Linked DNA regions of Homo sapiens: region 2 is linked to region 1. Evidence: read pairs that join two places in POLR2A ChIA-PET (ENCODE). Cell type or tissue: MCF 10A. All regions are shown on one strand.

What was found. Peaks named below come from ENCODE experiments on the same cell type or tissue, not always from the same donor. Only the 100,000 strongest peaks of a DNase experiment are listed, where the experiment ranks them.
Region 2: POLR2A ChIA-PET joins it to region 1 with 33 read pairs; 5 of 35 experiments call an interaction of 5 or more read pairs at or near these places.

Annotation. Positions count from the first base shown.
Region 1 is chr1:19,434,604-19,439,603 of GRCh38, reverse strand. All of the region lies in intron 1 of CAPZB (capping actin protein of muscle Z-line subunit beta), which reads left to right. Among named protein-coding and RNA genes, the nearest start is that of CAPZB, 48 kb to the left of the region's middle. In MCF 10A, no CTCF peak of the experiment used is centred here; DNase peaks (open chromatin) are centred at 2,683, 3,313 and 4,343.
Region 2 is chr1:19,637,576-19,642,575 of GRCh38, reverse strand. All of the region lies in intron 1 of MICOS10-NBL1 (MICOS10-NBL1 readthrough), which reads right to left. Among named protein-coding and RNA genes, the nearest start is that of NBL1, 4.2 kb to the left of the region's middle. In MCF 10A, a CTCF peak has its summit at 1,627; DNase peaks (open chromatin) are centred at 1,485 and 2,415.

The DNA.
Region 1 (5,000 bases):
GGACTCTCTGTGCTGGAGGCTGCAGTGTAAGGCAGAGCTGCCAAACAGCCAGCACCGCGTGACACAGGCTGACTGGGGACATGGTGCATTTTCCCCATAGTCAAGATCAAGCAGGGGTCAAAACACCTAGTGCTTTAGGGATTTCATACGGGGGAAGTGGGACTCCAAGGCCACTGAAACTGAGATCCCGTGGTTCTTCAAGAACAAAAGACCTTTAATTCAAATACTTTACTATTAATAATTGATACCATATTTTCCCATATGAGTACAAATGTACATGGGTATGTTCTACAGGAAGGAGGTTATAGTTGTCTAAGATGGTTTTAAAACTTTATTCCTGTAAATATAGAACATTTACAAGAGTGGGACAGTCTTGTGCTTTATCTCACCTTTCTGAGATGGGAGTTTTGGGGATAACTTCCAAGAGACGTGTTGCTTCCTGTCCCTCAGATGGGCCAGCCCAAGCCGGGAGGCTTCTTGGCCACAGGCAGCTCTCACCCAGGATGTGCCACCATGCTTCATACCTCCTGAACGCTTGTAGCCATGGGTGGAGCTCTGTGATGTTTACAACATGTAAGAATGAATCCCAACTGATGAGGGAATCTGGTTTCCATCATTGATTGGAAACGGATTCCTATCCCTTTCCCTTGCTCTGGATTTAATCTTCCTGTGAGAATGATCTAAGCCACTTTCCTCTATCAGAGGACAGAAGGGAAACCAGGAGAAAGGGAGGGAGCGACCGTTCCTAATGATCTCTGAGCCACCCAGTGCCCGCCGGCCCCGGTGGGGAGTCACGCACAGCACCTGTGTCCTTGCCTTCGTTGCACCCCTCCCTGTGTTAGAGAGCTGAGATCCTGATGTGAGTACCTCATGTGGCCTCGTGTGTCCTCTGCTGAGTCTCACTGGGAAGCAGCACAAGAAATGGATGAGGCGGAGCAGACCTGGCCTTGGAATCTGGCCCCGCGCTTAAGCGAGGATGGTCTTCGTGGCCTTTCTGAGCTTGGCTTCCTCTGAGTGGCGGGAAGCCTCATTGGTCATTTTTCAGAGCCCCTTGGTCCACTCCTCGGCACTAAGACACTTGAGAAAGGCTCCTCTCTTCACTCAGCATGCTATGGGGTTACTTAAGTTTATTTCTTAATTGAATTTTCTCATTAAAACCTGCTTTCCCAGATCTGTTTGGCAGCAGGACAGTTTCGAGGTGGTAGAAGAGAGGCCCAGCTTCCTCTGTATTTCCTTTCCCTGACTTTCTGGAGGCATTATCGAAGTACGCTAAGCCGCACGTAGCTGAAGTGCACAACTGGATGGCTTGTGTTTGTTTCAGTGATAACACACAACATCTGCCTCCCTGCTCTCCCCAGCCTCCCGTCTCTGATCGCGCACTCCCTAGTTTTCCAGCCTCTTCTTAAGCAGCGATTCCAGCTGGCAGCGCCGTGACAAGTGTTTCCGTAAGCATTCCCACGATCCTCTAAGTGAGGAGCATGACCTCGGAACCATGTGCCCGGTCCCCTCCCCTGACGTAGGAGGTAGTGGGAGGTAAGAACAATACTTGGATGGATGGATTCCTCGTCTGGGGCACTACTGGAAAGCTGAGCATTCGTAGGCCATCCAAATACGATCGTTCTCCAGGGATTCAAGGGTTAGAAGGGGAAAGCGAATTGATTTCCACCTTCGTGTTAGAGGAAGGAGCCTAGGAAAACAACCCCCTCTGCTTTTCCGAGCTCTCCTCCCGAGCCTTCTATTAGTTTTGGTCACAGAACTTATGAGCTAAGTATTTAAAAATTGGCAAATGAAAGCAACAATGTTTTCTCTTTGTGTCATGAAGTTCTCCCACTGGTGAGTTTTGAGGCTCGCTTTGCTGGGGTCCCTGGTAAACAGCTTATTCGGTTTCCCTGGGCTGGCGGGAGCAAGGGGAGGTGTGTTCCTAGCTTTGGAATACTAGAAGGGTATCTTGCTGTGACAGTACCTGGAATGAGTCTCGTGCCCATGGTGTTCTGTTCCTGATTGCTTTTCCAGTTTCCCATCAAGTCTTTAAGACTGTGGAAGGTACACAGGCTTTCGAGGCTAGCGGACTTAGCATTCTGTATTGACAAGACCTGAAGACAGGAAGCAATTGATGACATTTATCTGCTTTATTGGAAGTTAACAGCAACCCACCCAAACACTTATTTGGGAAGGTGTGTCTCCTGGGACTCAGCGGTGCGTGGCCTTGCCTGTGATTTTCGTTTGTAGGTGAGGAATGTACTGACTGGATGTTGTTAGGGTTATGATATCCCAGTCTTTGAGCTGGTCAGCACCTTCTCAAATTTCTCCCTCTCTCACTCTCAGACACAGGCTGAGGACTTGTGACATTTCATATATTCATGGAAGGCCTTCCTAGCTTACGGTTCCTTATTGCAAGACTGTTTGCTTTTAATGAAAGCTCTCAGTCAGCAGATTTATTTGTCTGGATGAGAAACCTTTTTATCTGTCATGAAACAGGAAAACACCTTTCTGAGAAACTGAGCATTTGGCTTCCTAAAGAATCATCATATCAGCCATCCCTGGGCGTCCACTTTGTAGAGGTATGTGCTGAAACTTGCTCAGCTTCGATCACTGAGCCTAATCCAGCCCTCCTTGGCTCAGACAACTGAACCATCCAGGCTCCACAGGTCCCAAGGTCTTCCTGGTGTCTGCAGTCCCAGCCACACTGCGGGTACACAGAGTCCAGCACTGTTTTCTGGAGGTTGGCAGAAGGCCAGCGAGGCCTTTGTTGTGAAATTGTTAGATTATATGCTTTTACTTTCTTGTTTCTTCCTCTTTTCTGTTGACTTAACATGTAGAATTTATGGAGCAGTGACTATGTCCCAGGTATGTGCCAGATGCTGAATGAGGATTACCCCCACATAATCCTTAAAATAACAGTATAATGTATGTATAGCAGTTGTCCCTCCTTAGCTATGGGGGATATACTCCAAGACCCCCATTGGATGCCTGAAACCACAGATAATATCGAACCCTATATGCTTTGCATTGAGGTGTGACAGCAAAACTAGCACAAATTTCTTTTCCTTCAAAATTTTAGATAGAAGACTCATTCTTACCATAGATCTTAGTCTCCGCATATAGTTTTTCCCTTCCTTTATTAAATTGAGAAATTGCACTTAAAGAAGCCCTTTTGTCTTCACTTCGGCATATCTGAATTGCTGGCATCACTACTCTTGTGTTTTAGGGCCATTATGAAGCAAAATAAGGGTAACTTGAACGCAAGCACTGTGACACCATGACAGTGGATCTGAGAACCGAGCTGGCTCCTGAGTGACTAACGGGTACATAGCTTGTACAGTGTGGATACGCGGGACAAAAAGATGATTCATGTCCCAGGCAGGATGGAGTGGGAAGGCATGAGATTTCATCACGCAGAACGGCGTGAAATTTAAAACTTCCAAATTGTTTGTGGAATTTTCCACTTAGTATTTTCAGACCATGGTTGACCACAGGTAACTGAAACTGCCAAAAAACAAAACTGCAGATAAGGGGTGACTACTGTGTTACTACCCTCATTTATAGATGGGGGAACTCGAGGCTCAGAAGAGTTTAGTGACTTGTCCAAGGTCACACAGCTGGGACCCGGTGGAGTCAGGATTTGAATGCAGACAATCTTGCTTTCCAACCTGTATCCTTAACTAGAGAGCGGTGCTGCCTTCCTCACTTGTGACTCAACTGTGCAAAAGTAGGTGCTAAATAACCCGCTCCTCTTCTTTTGGAGACTTTAAAACAAAGAGATGGCAGTGGTTCTTAGCACAGGTGGCCCAGCTGCTGGGCTCTGTGGAGTATTGAGTAGGCACACAGGTTCTGGGGTCAGATGCACCTGCCTTTGAACCCCAGCTCTGCCATCCATTTAAATGTGTAAGCTCACCACTCTCTCCGTACCTCAGTTTCTGCATCTGAGACTGATACTGGCACTTAACTCCTTGGTTCATTTTTAAGATTACATGAGATATTGGCATATAAAGCACTTAGAAGAATGGCTTAATAAGTTTTAGCTATTACTATTATAGCTGTGTTTTAAGCCCTAAGTCAGCGCCTGCCGTGCACTACCTGCTTAGTGAAAGTTGTTAGTAGCAGTTGGTTGTTGTGCTGTGTTTGGCAGAGCCTGCTTTAGGTGGTGGTGAGAGTCAGTAATACTGTCCAGGGCTGGGCTTAGTTCCTAGTTATCAAAAAGCTATTTTGGAACTGGAACTTGTTGCTTCCCTTTCTTTAATTCTTTTTGCTCATGGAAGGATGTTAAGCTCCTTCCTCAGCCAGCTTTCTTCTTGAGACATAACACTCAGCGTTTGATTGGGGATGGAAAGAAAGGTTTTGAGCTTGCGAAATATGTCTTGTTGGCAAGATGTTCACCAGCTCTCAGGAAACTTGTCTGTTGATGGAGGAATAATGTTTCCACTAGTAAAGATCATTTTGGCTTACCCAAAAGAACCAAAAAGGAGCGGCCTTGACTGATTTGATTTTCAGGCCCCATGTTCCGGGGCTACCCACTCTCATGCCTTTAGGGAATGTTAACTTACATAAGTGAGAGTGTGCGTGTATATGTTTAATTCCATATTATAATGAGTGTGTTTTTTTTTTTCCTTTGAGACAGAAAGGAAAAAAAAAACTTTTTGACTGACTTGATTATCAGGCCCCTTGTTCTGTGGCTACCCACTCTCCTGCCTTTTGGGTGTTTTGTCCCCCAGGCTGGAGTGCAGTGGCACAATCGTGGCTCACTGCAGCCACGACCTCCCAGGCTCAATCTGTCCTCCCACCTCAGCCTCCCAAATAGCTGGGACTACAGGCATGCCCAGTTAATTTTTGTATTTTTTGTAGAGACGGGGTTTTACCGTGTTGCCCAAGCTGGTTTGAACTCCTAGGCTCAAGTGATCCTCCCATTTCGGCCTCCCAAAGTGCTGGGGTTCCAGGCATGAGCCACTGCGTTGGCTAGAAACATTATAATCTTATGTTTTCTGAAATGAAGTTCTGTATAA
Region 2 (5,000 bases), 200 kb before region 1:
AGAGATGGGGTTTTGCCATGTTGCCCAGGCTGGTCTCCAACTCCTGGCCTCAAGTGATCCTCCCGCCTCAGCCTCCCAAAGTGTTGGGATTATAGGCATGAACCACCACGCCCAGCGAATAAAGTAATTATTATCCCCCATTAATGTAGCACAGATAGGTCTTCCCTTAATGGTAACTATGACCGTTATAATAGTTCACACATATTGAGCACCTTACCATGTGCCTCATCCCATTGCAAGCTGTTGCCACTCTCACAATAAACCTATGAGGTAAGTATTGTCTCTGTTTTAAAAGTGCCAGGCGCAGTGGCTCATGCTTGTAATCCCAGCACTTTGGGAGGCCAAGGCAGGAGGATCACTTGAGGTCAGGAGTTCGAGACCAGCCTGGCCAATATGGCGAAACCCTCTCTCTACTAAAAATACAAAAATCAGCCAGGTGTGGTGGCGTGTGCCTGTAGTCCCAGCTACTCGGGAGGCTGAGGCAGGAGAATCACTTGAACCTGAGAGGCGGAGGTTGCAGTGAGCCGAGATCGCACCACTGCACTCCAGCCTGGGAGGCAGAGTGAGACTCCATCTCAAATAAATAAATAAATAAACAAACAAACAAATAAAATAATAAAAGTGAAAAAAATCCCGAGGCTGGAGGATCACTTGATCCCAGGAGTTTGAGGCTGCAGTGAGCTATGATTGTGCCACTGTACTCCAGCCTGGACAACATTGCAGAAGGCTAATTGTGGAACCTAATGAGCTTGTCACTCCAGCAAGGCCTTGTCTCAAAAAAAAAAAAAAAAAGTGAAAAAAGGAACGTCAAGAGAAAGGTTAAGTAACTCGCCTAAAGTCACACAGTAAGAGCCCATGCCAGCTAGTGTCTGTTGGATAACTATATACCATGTACGGCAGAAACCAGCCTCACTGCACTGTACACAGTAGACACTCAGGAAATATTTACCATTTTGCAGCCAAAGCTTACCCCCGCCATCTTTCATGCAGACCCCGAGCAGGGTAGAAAGTAGAGTTCTACATTTTGTAAGAATCCACTCCCACATTGCAGAAAGCTAATTGTGGAGCCTGATGAGCTGGTCAGATCACACATAGAGCCAGGAGTAGAAGCCACAACTTCCAGCCAGTGCCCTTGACAGGGCAGCCCACCATCTCTCAAACACCGGGAGGTTCAAGAACAACACCAACCCCCTAATCAGGGACAAAGGGTTTGGAGTTGAGTCACCATCTGTCTGGTGACGGGAAAGCTACAGTGTGGGCAGGGGGCCTGGGAAGTAACTTGGTAGTAATATCTACCCATTTTGTGCCAGGCATTATGCTGGTCACTCTGTCTGCTTCATCTCCTCTAATCCTTACCACAGTCCCATCATTGTTCCCATTTTACAGGTAAGAAAAATCGAGGCACCAAAATGTGTCATTACCTGCTCAAGACCACATTGCTAGTGATTAACAAAGCCTGGACTTGAGCCCAGACCTGTCAACACCAAAGTCCATGCTTCCTTGCCCACCACACCCTCTCCACCCTCTCGGCTGCCTCAGTGCTCCTCCCCATCAGGCTGCAGCAGGGATGCTGCACTGAAGATGGACCCCAGGGGCCCCAGCGGGAAAGGCAGAACCTGTCACGTCAGAGTGTCCCAGCTCGAGCAGATGCACCTGGTTGGCAGTGGTGTTCCAGCTGCCCCTACAGGCCTGGCTGGCACAGGGCATGGGCCTGAGGCCAGAGCCTCCTGGCCCTGGGCCAGCCTCTTGGGGCCGAGGTAATGTGGGGCCCAGAGCTGGGGCTCAGGGCTAAAAGCCCCTCTCCCCAGCTCATTAGCAAACATCTGGGCTCAGGAAAATGACCGACCTGGAATGTGACTGAGCTGTGGGGAGCTGCTCTCTCCCAGAGTCCGGGAATGTGAGCTCCCTCCTGCAGGGCACGGACTCAGCCCAGCTGTTTCCTCTAATCCTGTCAGTCTGGCCTCAACGGGGGTCCAAACCTCTGCACTCTCGCTGGAGAAATAGAATGAAAACAAGCAAAAGGCCTGTCTTCCCAGTCCAGCCCACTGAACAGAGGGTTGGTACACAGTCCCTCTCTTTTTATGATAAAGATGAGAGCGTTCACACCTCCAGGTATGGAGCTGGGAGGAGCCATTCGGACTCATCAGGGGAGGCTCAGGGTTTACATTGTTCCTGCATCGCCCTCTGACTCTGTGCTAGTTGTTTCACACCTGGGCCTTGGTTTCCTTATCTGTAAAATGCAGTTAGTAGTGCTATGTACTCCATAGATTTGTTGTCTGGAGTCATTCATTTATCCAACAAATACTTATTGTGCCTGTTATGTGCCAGACATGCACAGAGGTGTTGAGGACACAACAACAGACTAGACCAATAAGGTCCCAGCCTCCAAGGAGCTTATGTTCTGCCACACCCAGGCAGATTGTGCAACAGATAAACAGATGAGTGGATCTCACATAACCAATGTGTTCTGAAGGTTCCAGGTTCAGTTGTTTAATATTTATTTAAAAGAGCCAGGCGTGATGGCTCACGCCTGCAATCCCAGCACTTTAGGAGGCCGAGTTGGGTGGATCATTTGAGGTCAGGAGTTCAAGACCAGCCTGGCCAACATGGTGAAACCCCGTCTCTAATAAAAAGACAAAAATTAGCCCGGTGTGGTGGTACGTGCCTGTAATCCCAGCTATTTGGGAGGCTAAGGCAGGATAATTGCTTGAACCTGGGAGGCGGAGGTTGCAGTGAACCGAGATCATGCCAGAGCACTCCAGCCTGGGTGATGGAGTGAGATTCTGTCTCGAAAAATAATCATCATAATAATATTTATTTAAAAGAAAAAAAGGAGAGGCCAGGCGTGGTGGCTCATGCCTGTAATCTCAGCACTTTGGGAGGCTGAGGCAGGTGGATCACCTGAGGTCAGGAGTTCAAGACCAGCCTGGCCAACACGGTGAAACCCCATCTCTACCAAAAATACAAAATTAGCTGGGTGTGGTGGTGCGTGCCTGTAATCCCAGCTACCTGGGAGGCAGAGGTTGCAGCGAGCTGAGATCGCACCATTGCACTCCAGCCTGGGTGACAGAGCGAGACTCTGTCTCCAGAAAAAAAAAAAGAAAAAAAGGAGAAAAAGTATTATGAACGAACTAAGCCAGAGGGGGCGATGTGATGGGGGAGGTATGAACTCACTGAGAAGCCTCAGAAAACGTCGCAAAGAGGTGACACTTAAGGTGAGATTATAATGAGATGGAGCAAGGATTCAAGGAGATAAATGGATGCAAAGCTCTCGGCACAGTTCCTGGAAAATAGCACGTGCTCCATAAAATGAAAGCTATTTCAGGGAGGTTTCATATATATAGCTCAGGAAAGGTGCTGGAGTCAGATGCCCTGGATCAAATCCAGGATTCAGCACAAAGCTTTCTCACCTTACTCCAGTAATGCATCTCTTGAGCCTCAGTTTCCTCATCTGGAAAACAGGAATTGTAATAGGACCCATCCCCAGGATCACCCAGAATTCACTGAGAGACGTGAATGTGAGGCACAGAGCCGGCACACGCTTGGCTCTCAGGAAGTGGTAGTTACTATGGTGGGTTGTTTGTTTGTCTGAGGTGGACTCTCGCTCTGTCACCCAGGTTGGAGTGCAGTGGCGCGATCTCCGCCCACTGCAACCTCCACCTCCCAGGCTCATGAGATCCTCCCACCTCAGCCTCCTGAATAGCTGGGACTACAGGCATGTGCCACTACGCTCGGCTAATTTTTGTATTTTTAGTAGAGATGGGGTTTTACCATGTTGGCCAGGCTGGTCTCAAACTCCTGACCTCAGGCAATCTGCCCACCTCGGCCACCCAAAGTGCTGGGATTATAGTCATGAGCCACTGAGCTCAGCTATATTATCCTTTTTCATAGAGGAAAAAAGGATTTGCCCAGATCCACTCAGCAAGTCAGCAGAACATCCAGGACCAGAAACAGGTGTTCTGACTTTGAGCCCATCCACCTGGGCTGTGTCCTCTAGCCTCTTCCTCCCTGCTGGTGGGCTCAGGAAACCTTGGGCCCCATTTTGGACTCAGAAGACTCAGAAGGAGAAGGTGGCCATGCACTGTGAGTTCCACAGTACGGAGCCTGTGCTGTCAAGGATTGCAGAGGGTCTTGGCCTGGACGGGAGAGCAGGAATGAGGCCCCAAGGACTCCATGGGTCCTTGGCCCCATGGAAAAATGTCAAATGTTCTTTGTAGGGTCAGATACAGTGGCTCATGCCTATAATCCCAGCACTTTGGGAGGTCGAGGCAGGAGGATCACTTGAATCCAAGAGTTCGAGACCAGCCTGGACAACATAGCAAGACCCTGTCTCTAAGAAAAAAAAGAAAAAAACTAAAAATTAGCCAGGTGTGGCGGCATGTGCCTGTAGTCCCAGCTACGTGGGAGGCTGAGGTTGGAGGATCTCTTGAGCCCAGGAGTTAGAGGCTGCAGTGAGCTATGATTTTACCACTGCACTCCAGCCTGGGTGACAGAGAAAGAACCTATCTCAATAAATAAATAAATAAACAAACAAAATAAAATAAAATAATAAAATACTATTTGTAGGTAGGGTGAGACACCAAGAATCAAGAAGGGAAATCAAGGCACTTCACTCCTCACTTGTTTTCTTCTTTCCTGTGACGCCCCACATGCTGCCGAGCTGAATTCACTGTTTCCTTCAGCTGTGGTTGTCTGACCCCACGGTAACAGACACAGCCTCCGTGTGACAGCACCGGGACGGGGCTCTCAGGAAAGGGCCTGGCGCCTGCAGGTCCTCCACAAAGCTGTTGCCAGCACCCTGGCCCCCATGGTAAATATGGTGAACAAGGCTGCCATGGTGATGGGCAGCCCTGGGTTCTCTTCTTAATTGATACATAGGGCTAGAGGTTAGGCAAATCAATTCTTTTTCTTTTTCTTTTTTTTCTTGAGACGGAGTCTCGCTCTGTTGCCCAGGGTGGAGTGCAGTGGCGCGATCTCGGCTCACTGCAAGCTCTACCTCC